4 separate regions of the Homo sapiens genome follow, and all the other regions are linked to region 3. The links are chromatin contacts, found by Hi-C or POLR2A ChIA-PET in ENCODE. All regions are on one chromosome and are shown on one strand. Each heading gives the region's core, a stretch centred on a gene start or an enhancer-like site at or near the end of the contact. The rest is flanking DNA. Distances are from core to core; before and after follow the strand shown. Region 1 holds the start of ID2-AS1 (ID2 antisense RNA 1). Region 2 holds the start of CMPK2 (cytidine/uridine monophosphate kinase 2). Region 3 holds the start of TMEM18 (transmembrane protein 18). Region 4 overlaps SOX11 (SRY-box transcription factor 11).

Region 1 (2,700 bases), core at 14-2,513, 8.0 Mb before region 3:
CATCATTTCCTTTTAAAGGAAAATGTTCTGTGATCTCGAGCACCCAAAGCTACAAGCTCCTTCATGTCTAGTGAGACAATGTAGTACGGGTAACACCGCGAAGTAAGCATGCATTTACCAAATCAGACATTTTATAGATACACAAGCAAAAACACATGCGCGCGCGCGCACACACACCGAGGGGCAGTTTACCCACGGGTGGCACAAGCAAACACTCACCGCTTATTCAGCCACACAGTGCTTTGCTGTCATTTGACATTAACTCAGAAGGGAATTCAGAAGCCTGGAAAGAAAGAGGATAAAGAGTACGAGGTTAAGACAATGTTAAGTAGAAAGGGTTTTTTTTTTTTTTTTTTTTTTTTTGTAGTCCACAGACCAGCAAGTTCCATTAAACACGTTTATGGTAACAATTCAGATTTAAAGACAGACGCATTAACATGTCAGAACTTACTAGCAATTTCACGCACAGCTCAATCTACAGCAGATTCTGAAGAAAATAAAGTTAAATAGCTCATACGAAAGTCACCGTCTGGGCTACGGATCTCCTAGTGACAGCCCAGACGACCGCGGGAGTGTGCGGCGGCGGGGCGGGGACCCCGGAGCAGGTCTTACCTGCAAGGACAGGATGCTGATATCCGTGTTGAGGGTGGTCAGCGGCGTCCTGGACGCCTGGTTCTGCCCGGGTCTCTGGTGATGCAGGCTGACAATAGTGGGATGCGAGTCCAGGGCGATCTGCAGGTCCAAGATGTAGTCGATGACGTGCTGCAGGATTTCCATCTTGCTCACCTTCTTGTTCTGGGGGATGCTGGGCACCAGCTCCTTGAGCTTGGAGTAGCAGTCGTTCATGTTGTATAGCAGGCTCATCGGGTCGTCCACAGGGGTTTTGCTCCGGGAGATGCCCAGGCTGTGGTCCGACAGGCTGTTTTTCCTAACGGACCTCACGGGACTGAAGGCTTTCATGCTGACCGCGAGGGAAGGCGAGACCGGGAGGGAGCTGGCTGCCCTGAAGCTCAGGCCGCCGCTGCCGCCTGCTGAGCTAGCTGCGCTTGGCACCGGGCTCGGCTCAGAATGAAGCCCGAGCCCGGCGGGGCGGCTTTTATCCGCACTCGCCGGGGCCACACGCTGGAGCTTCCCTTCGTCCCCATTGGCGGAAGGTGGCACGTCTATCAAGACGAGCGGGCGCTTCCATTGGTGGGCGCGGGCGCGGGGCGTGGGCTTGGTTCTTCCGCGTTCGCAGCCAATCCCCGCGGGGTGGGCGGGGCGCGAGCCCAGCTGGGGTGGTAAATAGAGTACAGTACAGTAAGTGCGGGGCTGGCGGGGGGCGGGGGGCGGGGAGCGGCGGGCGGGGGGCGGGGAGGAGGGAGGCGGGAGGAGGGAGAGGAGGAGGGAGGAGGAAGAGAAGGGAAGATGGGGGAGGGGAAGGGGGAGGGGAAGGGGGAGGGGAAGGAGGAGGGAGAAGGGGGCAGACCCTGGGCGCCTAAATATGCATTCTTAATTCTAATTCCAAGCGCGCGGCGGGACCCTTGCCCTGGGGGTGTTCCCAGACCAAGCCCTACACACCTTAGAGCTGTCGGCAGCTCTAAAATCACAGCTACACGGGCGAGTTCAGCACCGCAGGGGGGAAGCCACAGTTCACTGCAACCCATCGGAGGGAGAGCGTGAGGAAAGATAGAAAGCATTTCAGAAGAAAGTGAAAACGCAAATTAGGTTGTCACTGAAGAGTCACGTTTGTAGAGTGAGTTCGTCTCTTCAGATAAGGAAAAGTTATGTTAACACAAACAAACCACCCACGCACGCATTCGACGACAGGCTTAGTGTGGGCTTTTGCAACCCGGAGCAGCGCGGGAGGCATTACTGTAAACTCAAGAAAATGAGTACTTATTGCAAACCATGCCCAACCTCACCGGTCGCTAAGGAGCTCTCACAGGCAGGGCGCTTTCAGGGTTCCTTTTCAAGAAGGAGGCAGGGCTATTATAATGATCGTATTAATCGGAAATAATTAGGAGAATTTGCATATTGAAACTACATTTACATACACTGCCCTTGAAAGGCTGCCGGTCTGTGCCCTTCCGTGTAGGTGGCAAAGTAATGTGATTAATTATGCACTAATTGTGATTTCTGGTGTCACATTCCAACACCTAGAGGAGTTCCAAAGCTTTGTGACAGATAGGTGGCCCTAGCCATTGATAGACATCTTCACACTAAGGAAAAAAAAATATTCTGTCATATGAGGTTTGGAATCTTTTCAGCACTAGTACTGAATACGGGTTCAAGGTTTTTTTTTTTTTTTTTGGCTGAAAATCTTTTAAGAACTCGTTCTTTCAGTCTAAGTTTTAAAAAGTTTGCAGCTATTTACTTAAATACCTTAATTTTCACATAATTGTAGCTTATCTAGAATTCTGTTTTGACCACAGTGTGTCAGTTTCTTGTTTTTGAAAATATTTGCTCCAGAAAACAATGAACTAGAAAACTCCAGGAAAGGCAATATTCAAATCTTATTTACTTTCTGCCTCAATCTCTACCTCCTTTGCATTTCAGAAAGCGGAAGGGGCAGGCCTAGAAGCTGAAAGAAAAGCTCGATAATGGGGAAACAGTGTTTTTTCCTTCAATTAATGATTAATTTCTCAGCTGGTGGGGCCAGCAGTCTCTGACCGTCACGTGACAGCTATGCGCCCCATGACGCCTCTCCAGGGAGGCAGA
Region 2 (2,700 bases), core at 167-2,666, 6.2 Mb before region 3:
CGCTAGAAAGAGAGGCCTCAGAAAAAGCAAACCCTGCTGGCAACTTGATCTCCAGCTTCTCTGGCCACCTGAACTTTGAGAAAACAAATTTTCTATTGTTTAGGCGGCCCAGTCCGTGGTATTTTGTTATGGCAGCCAGGATAGACTAATACATCCAGAGAGGTGGATGGCATAGGGAAAAGGTCAAGCAGGCTTGAGGATGCAGTACTGTCTTAGAGAAGAAAAGGGAGTAACTAGAAGACTCTTACTTCCATATACTACATACACGTGAAACCACCGGTACATGCTAAATGTCCAAAAGTGAAATTCCTGAGAAAGAATAAAAACTATTCTATTCTCAAAGAGCTAAAAAATTTTAAACTCCTAATTCTTCTTTCTTCTTAGCCTATTAACCCACACTCCAACCACCTATCTATATTTCACGTTTGTTAAGACTTTTTTTTTCAGAATTAAATATAATCCCAAGTTTAAGTCCAATACTATTAAGACATAAAAAAAAAACTGCTTTCAGCTCATCTAATGTTTTCAATCTTCGTCTCAATTCTATTTTTTTGAGAGAGTTTCCCTGGAGAATATTATCTTTTTGTTTGTTTTTGGTTTGCTTGACATCATTTTTAAAAGGCATCAGTTAATGAGTAAACACAGAATAAAATATCCAAATAACTGCGCAAACACTGTTACACTGTTAGGCAGTTACACTGTTAGGCAGCAACAGTGCTGATGCTGGACTGTGGCAGGCAGAGGGTGCTATCCTGACACACTTCACCTTAGTGCAGGAAACTTCAATTTGGTGGAAGAAAGGCGATTTCGAGGTGCCAATCTGGGCGACACTTCCCAGTTGGAGAGTCAGCAAAAGGGAGAGGGCAATTCCAAGAAGAGGGAAAAGCTTGTGCACAGGTGAGTGTGTGCAAAGGTGAGTGTGTGCACAGGTGAGTGAGTGCACAGGTGAGATAAGATACAGGAGAGGGAAGAGCCAGAACTGCGCCCTGTTCCCGCAGGAAAGCAGCTCTGCAGGATTAGAGGGGCGGGGACGCGTGGTCAGAGCTAGGAGTTGAGGTCGGGGAGGGAGCCCATGGTCTGCAGGGCCTGGTCAGTCATCCAAGGGCAGTAGTGCGCCTGCAAGTGGGCGTTGAAGAGCCCGTTACACCGGGAAGGGACTTCTCTGTCCCTCGCGCGTGCACCCCCGCCCCCCTCCATGCACCCGGCATAAGCCGCAGAGGAGGAACTCAAACCAGGGTCGGGGCCGCCAGCCACCCGCAGAACGCACACGGAGCTACCTTGGGGCCGACGGCGCGGGGCCTCATTCGGTGTCAGCCCCGGGAGCCGGCGCCTGGGGACCGCGCAGGCCCGCGGAGCCGCGCACCTGGGGCCCCGGGGCCAAGCGTCTGCTCCCGAGCGCCGGCCGTTTATCGCGCACATCTCGCGGCGAGGAGGAGAGGCCGGAAGGGCGCCCCAGCCCCAGGGCTCCTGCCCCGCCTGGGCCTCCGGCTTTCGTTTCCCCGCAACGCTTCGCTTTCGTTTCCCGCTGGCGCCTGGCTCCCTCCGGGTTTCGTTTCCCGCCGGCGCCTGGCTCCCGCCAGGTTTCGTTTCCGAGGCGGGGCCGAGGGCGGCGTCGCTGAGGCGCCCATGGCCTTCGCCCGCCGGCTCCTGCGCGGGCCACTGTCGGGGCCGCTGCTCGGGCGGCGCGGGGTCTGCGCTGGGGCCATGGCTCCGCCGCGCCGCTTCGTCCTGGAGCTTCCCGACTGCACCCTGGCTCACTTCGCCCTAGGCGCCGACGCCCCCGGCGACGCAGACGCCCCCGACCCCCGCCTGGCGGCGCTGCTGGGGCCCCCGGAGCGCAGCTACTCGCTGTGCGTGCCCGTGACCCCGGACGCCGGCTGCGGGGCCCGGGTCCGGGCGGCGCGGCTGCACCAGCGCCTGCTGCACCAGCTGCGCCGCGGCCCCTTCCAGCGGTGCCAGCTGCTCAGGCTGCTCTGCTACTGCCCGGGCGGCCAGGCCGGCGGCGCACAGCAAGGCTTCCTGCTGCGCGACCCCCTGGATGACCCTGACACCCGGCAAGCGCTGCTCGAGCTGCTGGGCGCCTGTCAGGAGGCACCACGCCCGCACTTGGGCGAGTTCGAGGCCGACCCGCGCGGCCAGCTGTGGCAGCGCCTCTGGGAGGTGCAAGACGGCAGGCGGCTGCAGGTGGGCTGCGCACAGGTCGTGCCCGTCCCGGAGCCCCCGCTGCACCCGGTGGTGCCAGACTTGCCCAGTTCCGTGGTCTTCCCGGACCGGGAAGCCGCCCGGGCCGTTTTGGAGGAGGTAAGAGTTCTGTCCGCTTCCAGCTCCCAGCGTGGCATCTGAACCCTTCAGACCAGAGAACTGGACCAAGAGGCTGGTCTGTAGAGCCGGTTCTTGCCTGGGTGGTTTGTTTATTTCCGTTCACAAATCAGGTAGGGAAGGTGTCCTGTATGCCAGGCAACTCTTTTAAGATTCTTGTTTGCAAGGATCTTCCAACCTGACGTGGAACATAGACCTACACCAAGCCACGCGATGCTTGCTGTAAAAGCATCCCAACAGCAGTACAGAGGGAGTAAAGGGGCTGCCGGGAGTGAGGGAAAATAATGTCAGCTGGGAAGTAATTTTATTTGCTGATGATCACCATTCAAGGATCTTGGGGTGAAAAAGAAAATGCATGAGTTTAGGGGGTTTAAGAAATTT
Region 3 (2,700 bases), core at 1-2,500:
AGGAGTTCAAAACTAGCCTGGCCAACATGGTGAAACCCCGTCTCTACTAAAAATACAAAAAAAATTAGCCAGGTGAGGTGGCGAACACCTGTAATCCCAGCTACTCGGGAGGCTGAGGCAGGAGAATAGCTTGAACCCAGGAGGCGGAGGTTGCAGTGAGCCGAGGTCCCACCATTGTGCTCCAGCCTGGGCGACAGAGCGAGACATCGTCTTAAAAAAAAAAAAAAAAAACCAGGAAAGCCAAGCCCGAGATTTCCCAAACTCAGCAACAACAGTCGTGATGTTTTGAGAGGAAGGTTGAGAAACACAAAAGAGAGGAAGATGCACTATCTACCTAACGGGATGTTCCTGGAGTTGAATACAGGAAGAATAGAGAAAAATATCAATGAAAGAAATGTTTTCCCATAAGAAGAAACCATGACCTTCTACACTGAAATGAGAGAATGCATGTTAAGTAGCATAAGCAGAAATGACCACACTGTGGAAAGATTTTAAGAAAGATCTGGGAGGGGTTAAAGCTATTAAAAAAAAAAAAAAGTCCACCACTAGAACTATTTTTAGAAACATTAAACTAGTTCAAGAGCTAACATATGCAATTAAAGTATATACACTTAATAATTCATGATGTTAAAATAACAGAATGTTTAATTTGAAAATGTCAAAGTTGGGGTATAGATGTTAAAATAAAGGGAAAAAATTCGCTGGAAGAAAATTAACTTTATATTTTTGTATCTGTCGTTGAACAACGAAGTGAAGCGTAAGAACATCTGGTAAATCTCCAAAGTGAAGACAGATAACCCTAAGCTGACCCAGACTAAGAGTGCACTGCCCTTAGGGTCGCGAGAGCAGACACCTTCCCAAGTCCTGCAGGGTCCGAGGAGTGGGCAATGTCCCCGGCTCCTGCAGGGTCTCGGGGCGGACACCGTCCTCATTGATGCTCTGACCCTTCTAGGGAGTCCCAGGTGGGACAGGGCTGGCGTGGCGGTACAGCGCCCTGAGCCTTTGAAACAAACCTCCTAAATTCCACCCGCCTCCGCCTGCTCCTCTGTTAACGAACTAAAGACGCCCTCGGCCTCCTGGCGGAGCGAGCACAAGTCCCACAGCAGCGTAGTAAGTTTTCCGTATTACAGCGACCACCAGGAAATATCGCGATATCTGGACCTAGCAATGCCATGAAATTACCGCGAGAGGAAGCAAGCGCAAGTTTCGTGAGAAGGGCAGATCTCACGAGAGAGGATTTGGCGCCCTCCTCTGTGGATTCTGGCCAGGCCGGGTTCGGCGGTTGCTGTGAGAGCGGGCTTCCCAACACCATGCCGTCCGCCTTCTCTGTCAGCTCTTTCCCCGTCAGCATCCCAGCCGTGCTCACGGTAACTCGCGGCCCGCGTAACCACCAGTTCGGGGGAGGACGGCGGAGAGGCGTAGGGTAGGCCCCACAGAGCACCCGGCCTGTGGCCAAGAAGGCCCCGGCCGTGGGCGGGGCCTTGTGGCGGAGCGCGCGCGCTGGGCAGGGTCCTGAGACCTGTGGGAGTGGCTCGGGGCCGGCGTCGGGGGCGCGCGCTGTGGGCGGGGTCCTGGGCCCTGTGGGAGGGGGCCGGGGCCGGGCGTCGGGGCGCGAGCGCTAGGCGGGGTCCTGGGCCGTTGGGCGGGGAGGGGCGGGGCCGGGCGGGGCCTTGTGGAGGAGCGTGCGCAGTGAGCTGGCTCCGGCGCTCTGTGGCCCGGGCTTGGGCTGGGCTGGCGTCCTGCACCGTGCGGGCGTGGCTGAGTTGTGTGGGCGGAGCGCGAGGGGTAGGGCTTTGTTCGTGTGGGAGGTGCACGCCGGCCAGTCCAGCGTCTTGCGGGCGGGGCTTGGGCCATGTGGGCGGATTCTGGCAGTGCGGCGGGGCGTGCGTGGTGGAGCCTGATCGTGTGGGGTGGCACGGAGGAACGCTGCCCAGTGTGGGCGGGGCGTGCGCCGTGCCGGGTTCGTCTGACAGATCCCAGGGGAGCCCACGCCCCACGTGGCCGCCAAGGGGTGACATGGGCACTCGATGGGGTCTGGGCAGAAAGCCGTGCTCCCCTCACCTCCGTGCCTCTGGTCTTCTGGTGGGTGCATTGATGGGAGTAGATGCGCTTGTGTCCTTATGTCATGGCGCGGCTCTGGAGAAGCCGCTGCGGTCCCCAGCAGAGAGTAGTGACACAGGAGTTCTGGAGGGCTGTGCCGGGCTGCAGCTTGGAGGGCAGGGCGGGGCTGCAGCTTGGAGGGCAGGGCGGGGCTGCAGCTTGGAGGGCAGGGCTTGTCTTCTGCAGGAGGGCGCTCAAGGAGGGGATGGGGAGGGTTGAGGACTGCTGGGATTGGCATCTGAGCATCAGGTGGGGACTGAGCAGCAGTGGATCTGAGCCTGGCTACTTCAGGTCCCTGAGCCAGACACTGTCCCCAGGTACAGCAGGGTCCCGGGGAGTCCAGGAGGCGGCGGAGTGCGGCACTGTCTGGAGAGTTCAGTGTATTGCAGAGAGGTTGGAGAAAATCAAGTCTTGCACGTGGCGATGGCTCAAGATTCCCTGAGGTCTTCAGTGCTGACTAAGGAGTCTGAAATGATGATTCATGTTTTACCTTTGGGGCTGAGCCAAGTGCATCTCTTTGAGCAATCGTCTTAATTTCCTTGTCGTCACCAATTATCATAACCAATTATCATCGTAAAGGATGGTAATTCCTTTAATTAT
Region 4 (2,700 bases), core at 67-2,566, 5.0 Mb before region 3:
AATAAGACTTACTTAAGAGACCAACAAAAAAAAATCAATTAAACTTTTATTGAAGACTATCCAGTGGCAAGAATACCATGTGTATTATACTATGTTTTAGACACTCAATAAAGAATTCATTAAGATGATTCTCACAACGCACTCATCAAAACAGCCTTAAATATTGTTAAAAAGCGCATTGAAGCGCCTGTCCTGAGTTCTAACAGGTTTTAAATTTAGATTGCCAAACAATTACTTTTATTTTTGTATCAAGTTAGGCCACATGGCTTTAAAAAAAAAAAATCTTGACTATCTCTTCCCATTCTGAAGCCAAATTATTACTTTACTAATTTACTTAAAGTTTCCACCTCACCACAGAAAATGTCCAAGATTCATCTATGATTAAAACAGAAAAGACATGCCAAGTTTTCAGGCTTTCAAAATACATAGATCAGCCTATCAATGGGTTTACGTTGCCAACAAGTTTCGGAACTGCAGCAGAGGGCTGCCACATAAAATCACCAGCACGGAGCACGTGTCAATTGTAAACCGCTGGTTCAATTATCCGTGGCTAAAATAAATGTACCACCAATGGCTGCATTAGTCTACATGTTGAGGGGGTGTGGGGTAAGGTAAACAACTCCAGAAATCCAGTTCTATATTGAGAACCTGGTTAACGCCATCAGCCCCTTCTTTTCCCAAATGTACTACTGAAATCTGATGGTTTATCGAAAGGAAAAAGCCACAGAAAAGAAACCTGTCCATCTGCAGCAAAAGCTTGCTGGCTTCGCATCCCAGGGGTGGGGGCTGGGGAGGAGGCTCGCCCAGAGCGGGAGGCTGGGGGGCGGGTGAGAGGCCCGAGTTCTCAGTCGGGGGGCCGGGGGAGGGGTGGTGGTAAGATCGAGTAAGGCAAAAGCAAGCGGGAGGGGAGGCGGGAAGGGCGCCGGGGCCCCTCTGGCCTAGCAGCTGCAGTTACTGTGCGGACGCTTCCATTCGGTCTCGCCAAATCTCAGTAAAAATGGAAGGCCAAACCTCGGTCAATCATCTCAGTAGGTGAAAGAGTCGTGGTGATTTTGCAGTGAGTTTCAATCAGCCACTGAAAACCTCCTCCGCTGCGGGCGCCGCAGCTCGGGAGGCTGAACTCCGGGGCTGGCACGCTGGGCCCCGAGCGGCCTCCCAGCCTCCCTCCTCCCAGACCCAGCAGAAAAGAGGCGGCGGATGCTCGGAAGGGGGGCGGGAGCCCGGGGCGCGCGTGCCCGGCCGCGATCGCCTGCTCGGGCCTGCCGCGAGGGCTCGGGGACACAGGCCGGTCAGGAAAAATGGTGGGGAGCGAGGGGGTGTGGACAGGCAAACGGGGTTCAGCGAGCGGGGAGCGCCAGCGGGATGGGTCGCGCCCGCGCCGCCGCCGGAGCCCCCAGGAGGCTCCCGGAGAACAATCAAGATGCGGATCCACCTTCGTTGCGGCGGCCCCGGGGAGCTGATTCCGGGGCAGCCCCTGAGCCGGCGCGCGGGGAGGGCGTGGTGAGGGCCCGGGGTGCGCGGGTGCGGCAGCCGCCTGCTCCCCGGGTTTGCTTTCTTCCTCTCACCCCGCAGCCCCGAGGCTTCCCTCCCCGGCCCGCGGGCCCGGGAAGCCAGCGCTGGTGTCTCCGCGCGCCTCAAGGGCCCGCGGCGGGGCGCGCCCAGGAGCACGCGGTGGCGAGGCAAGAAGAGCCAGGCACGGGGACCCGGAGCGTCAGGGCTCTGCCTTGCGCGTCCCGGACTACCGCCCGGGTGCCCTCTGCCACCCCCTGCTCCCCACGCCCTCACCAGTGGTTCGGCCCTCCCAGGCACCCCGGAGACCGCGACTCGGATCGCACAGAGGCCATGCCATGTTCCTCGGGGTGCCCTCGGCCGGCCTGCCGCGTCTTCCCCCGACTCCCGCCTCCCTCCCGCTCGTAGCCTGGGTCCCGCCGCGCCCCGCGCCCCCTGCGGCCCCGCACCGTCCTCCTTCCCTCCGACAGCTCCACGGCCCCGGGGGACAGAAGGAAACAGACACCGACCACTTCTCTCCTTTCCTCTTCCCCTTCCCCCTTCACCGCTAGAGGTCAAACACTGCGGCGGCGTTCTCCGCCAACAACCACCTCTGAGCACACGCGAAGATGCAGCGTTAAAAATAAAGAACAGAAAAAATTCAAATCTGGAAACGGCTGTCCCCACCCTTTGAGAGGCGGGGATAGAAGTGCCCCGAGCGCTCGCTGCCAAAGGCGGCTGTCACCGCGAGGCTCAGCGGGGACGCGGCCCGCCGCAGAGAACACACAAGCCCCAGCGAGCAGGACCCCGACCAAGGGAGCTGGCAACCCAGGCCCCTCCATCCGCCCCTCCCCGGCCAGCTCCCGAGCCTCCGCGCAGCCCGCCCGCCAGGATGGGTGGGGAGAAGAGGCAGGGAGTGGAGGAGGAGGTGAGAAAGGAAATGGGGAGCTGGAGATGGAAAGGGAGGGCAGAGAGAAAGAACACCCTTCCCCTGTCTTTCACAACTAGCGGAAGAGGAAAAAGAAATCAGCCTGCTAATTGAACACTTTTCAGCCTAACCCCCTAAATGTAGAATTCTCTCCTGCCACCTCCCCTCATCCGCGCACACAACAGCCTCACCACCGAATGCTCTGCGACAACAGGACCTCCAGTTTGACTTCCATAGAGACTATTGGCGATGCGAGTTTCTATCAGTTCCAGCTGATTTATTAA

What was found. A loop is a pair of places that touch in the nucleus more often than their neighbours do. ChIA-PET counts read pairs that join two places held with the same protein, here RNA polymerase II (POLR2A). Pooled maps may share reads with other maps.
Region 1: a loop to region 3 is called in a map of endothelial cell of umbilical vein, with 18 times the contacts of the local background. The contact joins the promoter of ID2-AS1 here to the promoter of TMEM18 in region 3. A Hi-C loop is called at or near these places in 2 of 168 maps with a recorded cell type or tissue (endothelial cell of umbilical vein and naive thymus-derived CD4-positive, alpha-beta T cell) and 11 of 50 pooled maps.
Region 2: a map with no recorded cell type shows a loop between it and region 3 (25-fold over the local background). The contact joins the promoter of CMPK2 here to the promoter of TMEM18 in region 3. A Hi-C loop is called at or near these places in 1 of 37 single-sample maps with no recorded cell type and 7 of 50 pooled maps. POLR2A ChIA-PET finds 5 or more read pairs at or near these places in 1 of 52 experiments (activated T-cell).
Region 4: a loop to region 3 is called in a map of OCI-LY7, with 18 times the contacts of the local background. The contact joins the enhancer-like site here to the promoter of TMEM18 in region 3. A Hi-C loop is called at or near these places in 1 of 168 maps with a recorded cell type or tissue (OCI-LY7), 1 of 37 single-sample maps with no recorded cell type and 1 of 50 pooled maps.

What each region holds. Positions count from the first base shown.
Region 1 is chr2:8,680,426-8,683,125 of GRCh38, reverse strand. It overlaps ID2-AS1 (ID2 antisense RNA 1), which reads left to right and starts at 1,263. Exons shown (of 4, transcript NR_110154.1): 1 at 1,263-1,299. It overlaps ID2 (inhibitor of DNA binding 2), which reads right to left and starts at 1,070. Exons shown (of 3, transcript NM_002166.5): 1 at 613-1,070; 2 at 220-283. The coding sequence starts at 960. The coding sequence ends at 227. RefSeq lists enhancers at 831-880, 1,368-1,871.
Region 2 is chr2:6,864,623-6,867,322 of GRCh38, reverse strand. CMPK2 (cytidine/uridine monophosphate kinase 2) reads left to right here and starts at 1,416. Exons shown (of 5, transcript NM_207315.4): 1 at 1,416-2,301. The coding sequence starts at 1,627. It also overlaps a transcript of RSAD2 not described here. RefSeq lists silencers at 1,156-1,425, 1,666-2,105 and an enhancer at 1,426-1,645.
Region 3 is chr2:675,956-678,655 of GRCh38, reverse strand. It overlaps TMEM18 (transmembrane protein 18), which reads left to right and starts at 1,250. Exons shown (of 5, transcript NM_152834.4): 1 at 1,250-1,367. The coding sequence starts at 1,311. It overlaps TMEM18-DT (TMEM18 divergent transcript), which reads right to left and starts at 1,284. Exons shown (of 3, transcript NR_183417.1): 1 at 1,183-1,284. RefSeq lists enhancers at 1,108-1,177, 1,208-1,307, 1,210-1,975 and a silencer at 1,468-1,717.
Region 4 is chr2:5,695,612-5,698,311 of GRCh38, reverse strand. It overlaps SOX11 (SRY-box transcription factor 11), which reads right to left. Exons shown (of 1, transcript NM_003108.4): 1 at 1-2,700. Among named protein-coding and RNA genes, the nearest start is that of SOX11, 4.6 kb to the right of the region's middle. RefSeq lists silencers at 1,156-1,325, 1,616-1,705. Within about 2 kb of position 1,316, at least 5 of the 41 ENCODE cell types and tissues checked have a DNase peak (open chromatin) inside an H3K27ac peak, as active enhancers do; they include OCI-LY7, where a contact is called at or near this core.